Regions from separate parts of the Mus musculus genome. Here region 1 is linked to region 2. Evidence: chromatin loops called from intact Hi-C (ENCODE). Cell type or tissue: left cerebral cortex. All regions are shown on one strand. Links, peaks and the distances in the headings refer to the core of each region. The heading gives the core; the rest is flanking DNA. Region 1 has its middle 40 kb from the start of Gm19276. Region 2 has its middle 11 kb from the start of Gm19276.

The links. Peaks named below come from ENCODE experiments on the same cell type or tissue, not always from the same donor. Only the 100,000 strongest peaks of a DNase experiment are listed, where the experiment ranks them.
Region 1: a loop joins it to region 2, with 5 times the contacts of the local background. A loop is called at or near these places in 8 of 42 quality-filtered maps.

The regions. Positions count from the first base shown.
Region 1 is chr15:10,865,392-10,871,908 of GRCm38, forward strand. No RefSeq gene overlaps it. Among named protein-coding and RNA genes, the nearest start is that of Gm19276, 40 kb to the left of the region's middle. In left cerebral cortex, for the core only: a CTCF peak has its summit at 3,607 (motif pointing right); DNase peaks (open chromatin) are centred at 1,546, 2,903, 3,145 and 3,585; H3K27ac peaks cover 802 bases.
Region 2 is chr15:10,814,654-10,821,170 of GRCm38, forward strand. No RefSeq gene overlaps it. Among named protein-coding and RNA genes, the nearest start is that of Gm19276, 11 kb to the right of the region's middle. In left cerebral cortex, for the core only: a CTCF peak has its summit at 3,655; DNase peaks (open chromatin) are centred at 1,896 and 3,842; H3K27ac peaks cover 1,988 bases.

The DNA of each region.
Region 1 (6,517 bases), core at 873-5,872, 51 kb after region 2:
CGAGGCTCCCAGTCACTTGACATCCTCACCTTCATCTAATTACCTTTCAAATGTTTCATCTCTAAGTATTGTCTCATTGTAAGTTACAGTTTCTATATATGGATTTTAATGGGGACACAACTCAGTCCATAGCCAAGAGGCTGAAACCAGGGACAGGACAGAAGCTGAGAAAAACATAGGGAGAAGTGAATTCAAACAAATTCAGTCAATTCAGTCAAACAAGACGGCTCTAGGACTCAGCCTGGGCTGCTTTCTCAATAATAGAACTGACGGAGTTCGCCTAGCTGCTTTCTGTATTAGGGATTTAGATTAGGGTTTATCTGCTTTTAGAAGCAGATTCAGACTCAAGTTTTCAGGCACACTCTCCTATGTCCCTGAAAGAACTAGAGAACTAGACCACCAAAGGAGCCACCTCTTCTACATTAGGACGGCTGCCCTCCAAACTCGGAAGCTGACCCAGGAGACCTCTGCCAAGGCCACGGACAGGAGGCTACTACACTGCCATTGTACCTGACCACTCCAGAACCTTCTGCACTGGAGCTACTAAGATGAATGAAGAGAGCATGCTCTGATAGGATATTGATGATATGATGTTGATGATACGATACTCATGATATGACATCCATGATAGGAGAATGGGACTTGTTTTCTCTTCACCCAGAACAACAAATGCATTCACAGGCAGCCTGCTCACAGCAAAACAGCAAACACAGCACAGGCAGAGAAACCTGGGTTTCCCCAGCTCTGCTCCTGTCAAGTGCAGAACGGGGAACACAACGGTAGACAAAGGCCTGCTTATTGTATAGTTCGAGAATGAAAAACCACAGCTCAAGCGATAACTGCTCAGCGATGTATGTTCTTCCCTTGACAATGTAGCCTCACAACAATGTGGATGTTTGAGTCGAGTTGAGATCCTTAGACTCTTCCAGTACCACCAGGGTGTGGCAGTGGAGGAAGCAATAGCCACACCATCACCAGTTTCCACTGCTCTCTCGTCTTGCTTACCTCTGGGATTTGTGTTCACAGGCTAGCTATTGTTATTGTTGTGTTTAAAGATTAATCAGTAAGACTTACTGTCCTGGGATATGTATGAAGATTTTTCTGAGGTCTCAAATTAGGTTTTTAAGGACAGGGATTCATGTCTCTAAGGACAGGGATAAGGTCTCTGAGGCTGCCGTGAGAACTGCTTCTGCTTGGAGCTGCTCGGTTGCCTTGTTCAGGCTAATAATGGCTGCCTGGGGAACTATGTTGAGGATGATAGGCCAAATTTTGTGTATCAAGTATTTGCCTCCTCTGGTCTAGCCTTACTTCCCAGAAGTAGGGAAGAAGGACTTGAGGCATTGGATCTGGATTCTACTTTTAACTGTGGTGTCCTGCCAAAGATCTAGTAAACAGTTGTCTGGTTGTTTCATTTATAAAACAAAGATTACCATGCTCTGTCTGCATCCCACATAGGATTATTTGTGAGAACCACTTGAAAATGCTTACAAGAACGCTGGCAACTGTGAAGTGTTACATGCACGCAAGGTGCTTTTGTTATTGGCGTGTGGTATTGGGCCAGTTTGTACTTGACAAGAAAGGAGAGCCAAGTCAGTGACTGTTTTGGTCTGTTTCTGCTTACATCATGTTGGCCCAGCCGCTGCTGCATATTCCTTTCTGAGTGCTGAGCTGCAGGGCGAGCAGGAGGGAGGGGGAAGAGCCTTGAAGGTCACAAACAACTTGTGTTTGAAAACAGACACATGGGTTGATGGAGCAGGTCAGGGCTAGAATGCTGGCCTAGTGGCTTCAAGGCTCTAGACTGATGTCCTGAACTACTAAACCAAATACTAAACCAGACAACCGAAAGTCAGATACTTACTGTCTTCCTTCCTCTTTAACTGTGTGATTTAAGTCAGGTTCTGAAAACTCTGTGAACCTCAGTTTTTTCAGCTGTAACATGAAGATGTTCAAAAACAATAGAACAACTCCCCACCCCACCCACCCCCCACCCAATGGTATCTGCCTTAACAGTCTTCTTCTGGGAGGATATGGTATTTAAAGGAGTTATATACAAAAGTGCCTAGGAAATCCAAGGCATGAATAATTGCTCCTGTTATTTTGATTTGAGCCAAGTAATTTTTCTCTACACCCTGCCTTCTGCTCTCGCCCATGATTCCCACACAGCCTCTCACATCCTTGCTCTGTTATTGGGGACTTACATGGGGTAAGGCTGGGGCTGGAGGAAATGGCTCAGTGGGGCAAGATGGAGATCCTCAGAACACATAAAATCCAGGTGGGTGTGGAGGCTGCCTATTATCCTAGTGCTTGAGAATCAGACAATGGGGATCTTTGGAACAAGCTAGCTAGCTAGACTAGTTAGACGACTAGTTAGACTAGTTAGACGACTACTTAGAAATAGAGTTCCAAGTTCAGCGAGAGATCGTGCCTCCGCAAAACGGAACCCTATGGAGCACAACCTATGGAGCACACGCGAGGGCAAGTTCAGGCCTTTACAACTCTACCTATGCACAAGCACATACACACGGGCACATATTGTAAACACAGACACGTAAAAAGAGAAAGAAGTTGGGCCAGGGTCCCCATGAGGGTTCTGTGTCAACACATGAGTGCTAACAGCAAAACCAGGGCGGGGCCAGTAAAACAGGAAACGGAAGCTAGAAGCCTTTAAAACTAGAGATGGGAGAAGATTGAATCCTGAGGTGTTAGAGAGGCCAAAGACCTACCCCATCTCTAGGAGAAACAATGGGGACGCAGCAAAGAAAGGCACTGAACTATGTGGGAAGTCAGAGCCAGTCAGTTCTGTTGGATCATGGGCTGATTCCGAAGGACCAGTCCCTGGCAGCCCCAAATCCTTCTTCACTTTGGGAAATTCTTAAGTTCTGGGCTCTGGCCCAACAGCAGTCGGAGGCTCGGAGTTCTGAGGTTGCTGTGAGACACCCACGCCCACTTCTCTCCTCTTCACCCTCCAGCCATTTTTGTTCTTTATGCCTCTATGAACGTTAAGCAAAGAGAAGAACGATGTGGTCAAGGTGATATGTATGTTTCCTGGGCTACTCTGACAAAAGAAGGGAACTGTACTGTGTTAAACTGTGGGACCTGAAGTGCAAGGGCTCCCAGACAGGACTCATTCCTCCTTCCAGCTCCTAGTGATCCTTTGTAATTCACTGACATTCCCTCTCCTGAAAATGTATCGCCCTGTTTCTTGCCTGCATTTCCACATCGCAGTCTCCCTCTGTGCGTCTGCCTCTGTGTCCAACTTTCTGACTTGCATAAAGGTTCAGCCACGCACATGTACTTAATCAAGATCTGCACTAATGACTTCATCTTAACTTAATAATCTACAACAACCTATATCCAGCTGAGGTCACATTCTGAAGTATGGGGGTGGGGGAGGGGAGGATTTCAGAATGATGTCATCCAACCCATAACACTCTCCTGGCTTCTCTGAAAGCTCTTCGGGCTGAGGTGGGGAGAGGGAGCTGCAGACCGAGAGGGAACGCACACCAGAACCGCACAGCATCTGCTTCTTCACAGTAACTAAATAGATTGCTAGGTTGAGTCTTTGGTTTTATTTTATATGTGTGGGGTTTTGTCAGCAGGTCTGTGCAGTAGATACATTCAGTGCTTGCAGAGGCCAGAAGGGGGCAGACAGGATCCATAAAGAAACTGTCAGGTAAAGAGTCTTTTCTCATGTACTTGTTTGGAAGGATCTAGTCCAGATGACCTGATGTCCCCAAGGTGTGAGACCAAAGACTGGGATTGGGAGACATTGCTGGTAGTGGAGGGTGCTGGGTCAGACCCTCAAACTCTGCCAGCTGGCTAGCTGTTTACTTCACCTGCAGTGATAGACGGCTCTCAGTCTCAGACTGCCTTGCATCAGTTCTTCCCCAGTCTAGAGACAAGAGGTGCCTTGTGGGAAGCAAGGCCATGACCCAAGCTCGACCTCACACGCGGTTTCTTTCTCGTTGCCCAATTCTCTCGCCCCCGGACAGTTTCGTACTCAGAGGAACAACAGCTCCAGTCTGGGCAGGGTAGTGAGCTCACTGCCTGCTATCACCACCACCTTCTTTGTACAACAACCAGGCCAGCTAACGGTCAAGAAATGGTCCTGTCAATCACCACGAGAGCTCTTTACTGCTTTCAGTGTCCAGGGAGAATACTGGAGGCTCTCCCTCCCACAGCCAGCCCAGTCCAAGTTTCTGCATTAGTCCCTCCTTGTTTATTACCTGCCAGGCTTACTTAGAGCAGCAACGTGATCAGAATGGTCTGGCACATGTATTTATAAAACATAAGTGGTCACAGGAAAGCTGCGTTTAATAAGTAAAGCGAACCAATCAGAAGGGGACAGCGAAGGCTCTCCATTTTACCATATCCAACAACTAAAAGCACAGTAAGAAAGTTCAGTTAAATTCGAACATCAGAGAAATGATAACTAATCCTTTAGTATAAGTGAATCCTGGGCAATGTTTGAGATGCACTCACACTAAACATTATTTATTCTGTCTCTTTATCGGCAACACCAACTTAACCGTACTGTACTGTGGTTTCTCCCGCCTGCGGCGGTTCACGGTCAAGATCTCCAACGCCTTGACTCTTGACTGCTGGGGAGGAAATCTGGGACGTCTCCAATCCTGACGTCAGCAGCCCTTCATTGTGGTAGCTTTCGTCACAAGTGCTGCTCCAGGGCCCCCAGGAGCTGCCTGGAAGGCTCACAATGCCTGCGCCTGGGAAGTCCCGGAAACAGGATGTGCATGGGATTAAGTGTTTGCAGATAATCCTGATTGATTCCTCGGGCTCTGATAGGATTTGTCCAGGATTCCCTGCTCTGTTAATGAGAAGTGAATGTTTAGGTGACATCAATCATGTTAGTGTCCATTAGGTGGAAAATTAGTTAAGGGTCATTTCAGTTACCAGTTCTAAGACACTCTCTCTCTCTCTCTCTCTCTCTCTCTCTCTCTCTCTCTCACACACACACACACACACACACACACACACACACACACACACACAATGCTTTCCTATTATCATCCCCAAATCACGCACTCTGGTTCTCTATGGCTATAAAAACAATACTTGAGTATTGTTGGAAACTTGGGAAGCATACAAGAAAATGAAGAGAAATAAGCAAATGAAGCGTTTCTAATACTGAAAAGTTACTGTCAACATATAGATACATGATCTTTCACTCCGTGTCTTTCAAAATATATATAAATATATATTGTTAGTTTTAAATTTTTAAATTTAAATATATATGTACGTATATACATATATAGGTGATTTGAATATTACCCAAGTTTAATATACATGCGACAATCTAGACATCATGAGTATACATGACTAAATCATACATGATTAAAGTGTATGGGAATATATATAAGTGATATATATATATTCCCATACACTTTAATCATGTAAAGTGATAAGCCAACTGTATACATGATACAAGTTCAAAGAGTTTGAAATGGACGATTCATTACTTATATTAACTGGGACTTAAGACTAGGCAGAGAAAGAGGATAAAATATCAAAACAAGTTCCTGATAAAGAAGAAAGAACATTGGAGTGAAGGCCACAGAGAAAGGTGAATGCTATGTCATCAAGGTGCTAACTGCCCTCTGACTCAACGGTTCCTAGGCAAAGTGAATGTTTGGTGGATAGTGAGGATCCAGTTAAGAAGACCAGTTCCTAATGCCTTCCCATGGAAATATTGACATATACAAGAAAGCAGCCACTCCACAAGCAAGTGGCTTCCAGGATGATGTCACTTCAGTGGTACTTGGGAGTCAGCCGTAGCAAGTCTGTAATCAATATGCTTATAAATTATTAATGCTTATATGTAAGCTCTTTCTTTGGAGAGTTTCTTGTTTGAGGATGCTGGGGCCGAGTTACTCATTTCAGGATGCTGTAATATGAAATTGGGAGCCTTTCACCATTATATGGCAGCTAAAATGGTTTCTGCAGCCAGTTGCTAAGCATTGAAACTTGGGACAGCCATCTGGACGGGTTGTGGCCAGTGTCACAGGCATCTGTGGAGAGATGTCCTCCAGGAGTCTTCAGGCTAAGGGTGAGCTAGAACACACACACACACACACACACACACACACACACACACACACACACACACAAAAAGAGAGAGAGAGAGAGAGAGAGAGAGAGAGAGAATCTGCTATGGACCAAAAAAGCTTCCCTACTTTCCCAAAATGCACCTCCAAACACTCAGATCTCCAAATAAACAGCTGCAGCTTCGTACGCTTCGTAGTTCCCTCCCCAGGAGGACAGCAGATTCTGTGGGACATTACATGTGAGACCCTGGGGACTAAAGACTAAAGATGAGCTCACTCAAAGAGCTGGAATCACCAAACGGACTCTCTGGCTCTTCTCTCACTATCTGTTCTTTCTTCATAGACACACACCTCTCAAGACATATGACTAGGAAAATACACGATTATTTGATAGTTTTCACGGTGTGATGTGTATGAGGTTACCTTAGGAATTCTTCCTAGAAAGTTATATAAAT
Region 2 (6,517 bases), core at 557-5,556:
CGCTGTGTTTCTTTCTCTGCTGCTTTCCGGTGAGGTCAAGGAAAGAATTGCAGGGATGACGCCAAACCCTAAGAATCGGGGGCTTTGGGGGTGGTGGTGTTGCATTAGCTCATTTCCTTTTTCTCTGATTAGACTGACTACAAAACCAACCCACTGAGATTAAGAGGACTGAGCATCTCAGCGGCCATTATCTCTTGGTAAGTAAAGCTGGTCCCAGAGGACTGCGGGCTGCACACTCTACATCCACTCATCTTGCAGTCAGGCTGTGGGGGCGGGGGACCCTGCACTTCCTCTGGCCTTGCTTTAATTGTTAGGGCATGGAGAGACGACAACCGCACCTCCAGCAACTGACTGAGTCATGGAACAGCAGAGGAGTATACTTTCAAATTGCTTAATGCTTTAGGGTAGAATTTCAAGTCAAATGGTCACTCAGGGAAGCATTAGTAGTTAGGTGTTAGGCTGTGGAAGAAGCCAGGGGCTTCTGAATTTCTTACTGGGAAAAAAAAAGGCCTAGAAATCAGTTTTAGAGATATAGAATTGAAAACCCAGGTACTATGGAAGCTGCCAGAGGATTCTGAGATCAAGACTTGCCTAGCTAGTTAATGAGATTGTCTCAAAACCAGAAAGGAGAGATGGCTGTGAGTAGGCTCTATAGCAGGGCAATTGCCCAGCATGTGGGATGTCCTAGGCTCACTCCATAGTCCAGTAAGGTACATCTCTTTCTTTCTTTTTCCCCCTTACTGTATTGTATGCACACACATATATTACATTCTAAACAAATCCCAGCTAGTACTCTTTACATAGGTTACATGGAATCATACCATGGATGGTTGGGATGGTTGGTTATCTTTCCAGACATAGTCAATGTTCCCATCTGGCAGGTAGAGCGGAAGCTACTGGAAGGAATTCATGTCTGGCAGTTCTCAGTGAAAGCAGTGACGTTATGGATAGTTGGCTGGCAGACTTTGGGGACATGAGAATACTGACAAGAACGATATGAAGAAGACAAAGGCAGAAGCAAAATAAGGCTACCTAAAAAGTGGGGGTGTAAGGGGAACCCCAATAGACTGCAGCACAGATAAACATGAAGGCTGAGGAGAAGGTTCACAGAGGAAAGTCTGATACTAATACAAGGACCAGAGGTCAGATCCCATTCCTGTCGTACATGGTTTACCATCTTGAATCCCAGAACAGGGCACTAGAGAAGCGAGCTAACTAGCTAGTCCAAGCAAATTGGTGAACTCTGAATTCAAACAAGAGACCCTACCTCAGGAAAAAGTGGAGCATAATCAAGAAGACACCAACATCCACTGCTTCTCAGCCTTTTGGCTAAGATCATGTGGAGGGAGAATTTGTAGTTTGCTCCCTCACCTTCACCTGCCAGTATTTCTTGGTTCTTGGGTGGCTCACTCCATTCTCTGCTTCTGTAGTTATGGGAATCCCCGTAGTCTTCCTTCTTCAGTGTCCACTCGGATGATACAGGGTCATATTCTGTTTCAGTGTCTTTAATCACATCTGCAAGGATCTTTTCTGCTCACATTCATTAGCATTCACTGGCTCCAAATAATTGGGCGTACTATCATGACTCAGTCTGTTTCACAGTGAAGGCCACTGAGGTGAGCTGGACAGTGTGTGGACTTGGTGACTGAGTCACTGGCCACAAAACCTTCCACAGAGGACCATAGGAACAAGTAGGGAGGCAGCACTGACAAGTCAGTCTCTGGGTACCTGGAAATATGGTCATCCTATCATGCTCAAATTCCTGGAGGGCCATTTTCTTCAAATTCCTCACCAGTATCAAAAAGGTTTTTTTCTTGGAAGACAGAGAGGAAGATGTAGACAAAGCAGCCACTTTGGTCACGAGTTTGAAAGTCTTAATGCAGTATGAGATTCTCTGGAATTCCTGGCAGCGGCAGACATGAGTCATATATAAATGTCACTGTCTGACATTTATAGAATATTCTTCATGGCACTTTCTAGAGCTTTGTTAAGAGAGAAGCACTGAATTTTTTGGATGGCCGGGTCATTCTCCAAAGACCTTTTGTTAGAACAATAGGTCAAATCAAAGGAAATGAAACATTGCAGGCGCAAGTTAAGGACCCTTAGCTTCAAAAAGCCAAGGAGACAGACTGCTCACCTGGCTTTTAACAACTGGCTGCAACTCAGGTCTAGGAGCTCCAACATCCTCCAAGGGCACTGCACACAGACACACACGCAGGCAAAACACCCACACACACAAAAGTAAAATATTTTTAAAGAATAAATTTCCCAATAGTTCATTGGAAACTGTTTCAGTCAAACATGGAAGTTTGATATTGGAAAGGTGCAGAGTTTATGTGAAACCAACTTTAAGAATATGCGTTGTCAGTCATAGCCTCTTAGTCAGCTGCACAGACAGGAAGAAGGTCCTGGCTCCATCTTAGCTGGTGAGCAGGCCTTGGGGAAGCCCACCTTAGTCAAGTATGTCATTCAAATTCCCTTTTCCATTCACTGCTTTAGTGACCACTATGTGGTCAGCTATGGCCAATAAGAAGTAGGCAAGTCAGTTTGAAGTAATTTGTGAAGATTTTGCTTCCTGACAGAAGGAAGGCAGAAAGGGCATCCTGTTTCCTGTTTCTTAGTTGCTTTCAAACAATTCTGTGTACAATGAGAAAACTATAACCACGTAAAGGTAACACAGCCAACATACCACCATGCAGTCTACATCCATCTGGGCTCGACACTGGGGCCGTCATCAGATCTGACTAACCATTACTTGATTAGATGTATTCTATTAAAAATATTTATTATTTTTGTGTGTGTGTGTGTGTGTGTGTGTGTGTGTGTACACCTATGGAAGGTCAGGGGTTCATATCAGTACTTTAAATATTCCTTACTTTATTTTTGGAGACAGGGTCTCTGGATAAACCTGTAGCTCACTGACTGGCTAAGCTGGCTGACCACCAAACCCCTGTGATTCTCCTGTCTTTTCTATAAGTCCTAGGACTACAAGCATGTGTTAACACATCCAGCTTTTATATGGGTGTTGGGGACTGCAACTCATATTCTCATGTGTCTACAAAAAGCACATTACCTGCAGAGAGACTTAACCTCAGTCCCAAGAGCTTTATTTCTTGAGCTACTGGATGTGCTAATTGTCATTGTAACCAGATGCATGCTAACTCCATCAAACTCTGAGTTTAACTTTTTTCTTCAGTTGCCACCAGGATGCTCAATCCTTTTCAGGGAGCTAGGACCTCATTGGGGAGTAAAAATTCCTTCTGGTGTTGCAAGTAGAATAGATTCATCCTACTTTGTCTGGCCTGCGTATGCTGGTACAGGCTAGAGATGAAGAAATAGACACCAAGGCTAAACTTTTCACTCAAGTGCTTTGGGAACAAGTCCTGGGAGAGAAGCTAAGAGACTGACTGGGCAATGGGAGAAGGTAAGAAAGGAAGCGGCTGCATCAGGGCCTCTGCTCTGGAGCTGGGAAGGCACTGCAGAGTTGACCCTGCTGAGGTAAAGTTGACGAAGCTTTGTGCCCTACATGGGTCTCTCTTTATAGAGAAGATATTAGAGGAAAGGGTGTAGCCTTTGGCAGGAGGCAATTCCTGAAGAGGGACTCATCTATAAGCAGCCAGCAGCCAACACACCCTGCAGTTGGGAAATGAGAACACAGGTCCTGAAGGGGCTGGCTGGGCGGCCACCAGCGTGTTGCCAAAGAGAACCCCTCCCTTTTCCTGCTGCACACTGTGGCAGGCAGCCATGAAAAACACTTCCATTTCCTCCAGGGGAACCCTTCTGGCTTCTGATGCGGTCCTTGAGGCTAAACACTCTAAAGGACAGACTCTATCCAGGGAAGGATGAGAAGCCTGCAGCGAGCAGCTGGTTCCATGGTTACTCATACACTCCACCCAGTCCGGCAGGCTCTGAAGCAGACCTCAGCAGGAAGAGGAGAAACGTAGACTTTGCACAGATTGCCCACACTGGGCTGCAATGGAGCACCCAAAGAGGCGGATGTGGCTTGGGAGAGGGGACATTGTTAGAAGGAAACACCCATGCATTATCCAAACTTGTCCAGGTAAAAGTCAGGCAGGATTTTAGAAATCTGGTGGTTTTTAGACAAAAGAAGTGCGTCAGATACAGTGGCATGACACACCCAGGTCCAACATCCTCTGGGAAAGAAGAAATTTGAATCAAGTTTTGTTTTGACTAGATGGGATGCTTTGTGGCCAGGATGTGGACTTCAGGATGGCTTTGTTGCCTACTGCCAGCCCTCATGCCCTCCCCCCTCCCCATCTCCTCTTGGCTGAATGCAGTTGTTAGACAGCCCTGTATTACTCCTTCTGGGAATTGTTGGAATTCTCCTCCCTTCTGAACTGTGGATTCATGCCTCTGGAGTGGTGGCATTGGCATGAAATCTCACATTCACATCCCTTAGAGGGTCAGTTTCTAGCTCTCTCAGGGAATGTCACTATTTGCACATCCTCTCCCTCCCTCACAGGATGGCTCCTTGGAGGGGTAGGCAGACAGGTTTTGTTTTATTTGAGCAGAGTGATGGAAGGATAATCTTAGTAGTTCCTCCATGTTTTTCTAAGGATGAGCTTCTATTGTGGTGTAGAAAGGAAAGGCTACTGCTGTCCGGGTTTGACATTGAGTGGAGTAGGTAGGGTCTCAAAAGCTTTCATGGGTGGTCTAGGGAGAGGCTGTGCATGGCCAGGGTTTAATTACCCCCTCCCCCCAGTTTTTGTGGGTTTGGATACAGCCAAAAACTACTTGATGACTCCATCATCTCAATTCCATGCTGTTCACCATGTGTCATAATACAGCGCTGTGAGGTGGGGTCTGTGCTGGCTTGCTTCCTATTGGTATGATAATATCACAATCAAAAGTAGCTTGGGAAGGAAAGGGCCTTAAAAAAAAAAAAAAACAGTTTATAGTTCATCATGGAAGGATGTCAGGAGGAAGAAACTGAAGCAGAGGCCGGGGAGAAATGCTGCTTATTGGTTAGTTCTCTGTGACTCACACTGTTTGTTGTATAATACAACCCAGGAATTCCCCAGGGTCACCCTGCCCATAGTGTGCTGGGCCCTCCCACACCAATTACGAATTGTGAAAATGCCATACGGATTTGCCTAAGAGCCAATCTTAGGGAGACATTTTCTCAACTGAGGTTCCCTCCTATTATGTGACTTGAGCTCTAAGAATGCAGAATGTATAACACAGAGAAAGTTAATCATAGTAAAGACATATGTGGTGAAAATTGGGCCTGGATTCCCACACTGACAATCCAGTCTAAGACCTATGCTCAAAAATACTACTTTTACTTTGGGTCAGGTCTACTTCGTAGTGATCTATCTGATGGAGTAATGGTGTCTTAGGATCTCATTGCTGTGAAGAGATACCATGACCAAGACAACTCTTATAAAAGAAAACATTTAATTGGGGCTGGCTTATAGGTTCAGATATTCAGGCCATTATCATCATGGTAGGAAGCATGGCAGCCTTCAGGCAGATGTAGAGCTGGAGAAATTGCTGAGAGGACTATATCTTGATCTGAAGGCAGCCAGAAAGAGATTGTATAGGCAGGGTATCAGGAGGAGGCTCAGATTCCAGAATGGGTGGAGCCTGAGCATGTGGCATCTCGAAGGCTGCCTACACAGTGATGCACTTCCTTCAACAAAGGCACACCTCCTCCAATAAGGCCATACCTAATAGTGCCACTCCCTATGGCCAAGCACTCAAATACATGAATCTATGGGGCCAAACCTATTCAAAATAAATGGATAGCAATCGCATAGAAAGAAGACAGCAGTGACACAGAGTGGTACTGACACTGTTGCGAACTGCTCATTGGAACAAGTGAAAGCGGTCTATTAACTGAGCAAAACTTGGCAAGGTAGGAGAGGAAAAAAAATCCTTAGTTCTTTTATACTGTCCTCAGATAACATGAACGTGTATTCTCCACCTCTGGGGGAGTTCTCAGACTGTGCTCATAACCACTCCAGGAAAGTTTATATAATATAAAGTAAAAATCCACCCTGGGTCCATGCTTTAAATTCCATCAAGTGTATTATAGTCTCTCTTTCCCCATGGGATTAGTGCCTTTTGGCTGCCACAACAGCTTACCACAGATTTGCTGGTTCAGAACTTATTCTCTCACAATTCTAAAGATGTATTGAAACAGTTAATTCCCCAGCCTTCAAATTAGGTCATCTTGCCATCCATAGAGAGAAGCTCTTATAAGCATCACCCGTCAATAAAACAGCCTATGGCCAATGATCTGAGGCAGGAAATAGGAGGTGGGAGACTAGCAAGGAGAGAGCGGATTCTGGGAATTAGTGAGAGGTGTGTGCTGAGTTCTGCTTGGTCATGTGGAAGGGACTGTGTGATGTGGTTTCCAACCCTGGAACAGAGCTGACAGGAAAGCTGTCCGAAGCAGAACACAGGCTGTCAGCTTGAACCCCATGATTTGACTTCGGTCTGTTTTTTTGTTTTTTGTTTTTTTTTTTTTTACCACTCTCAAACACACCTTCTT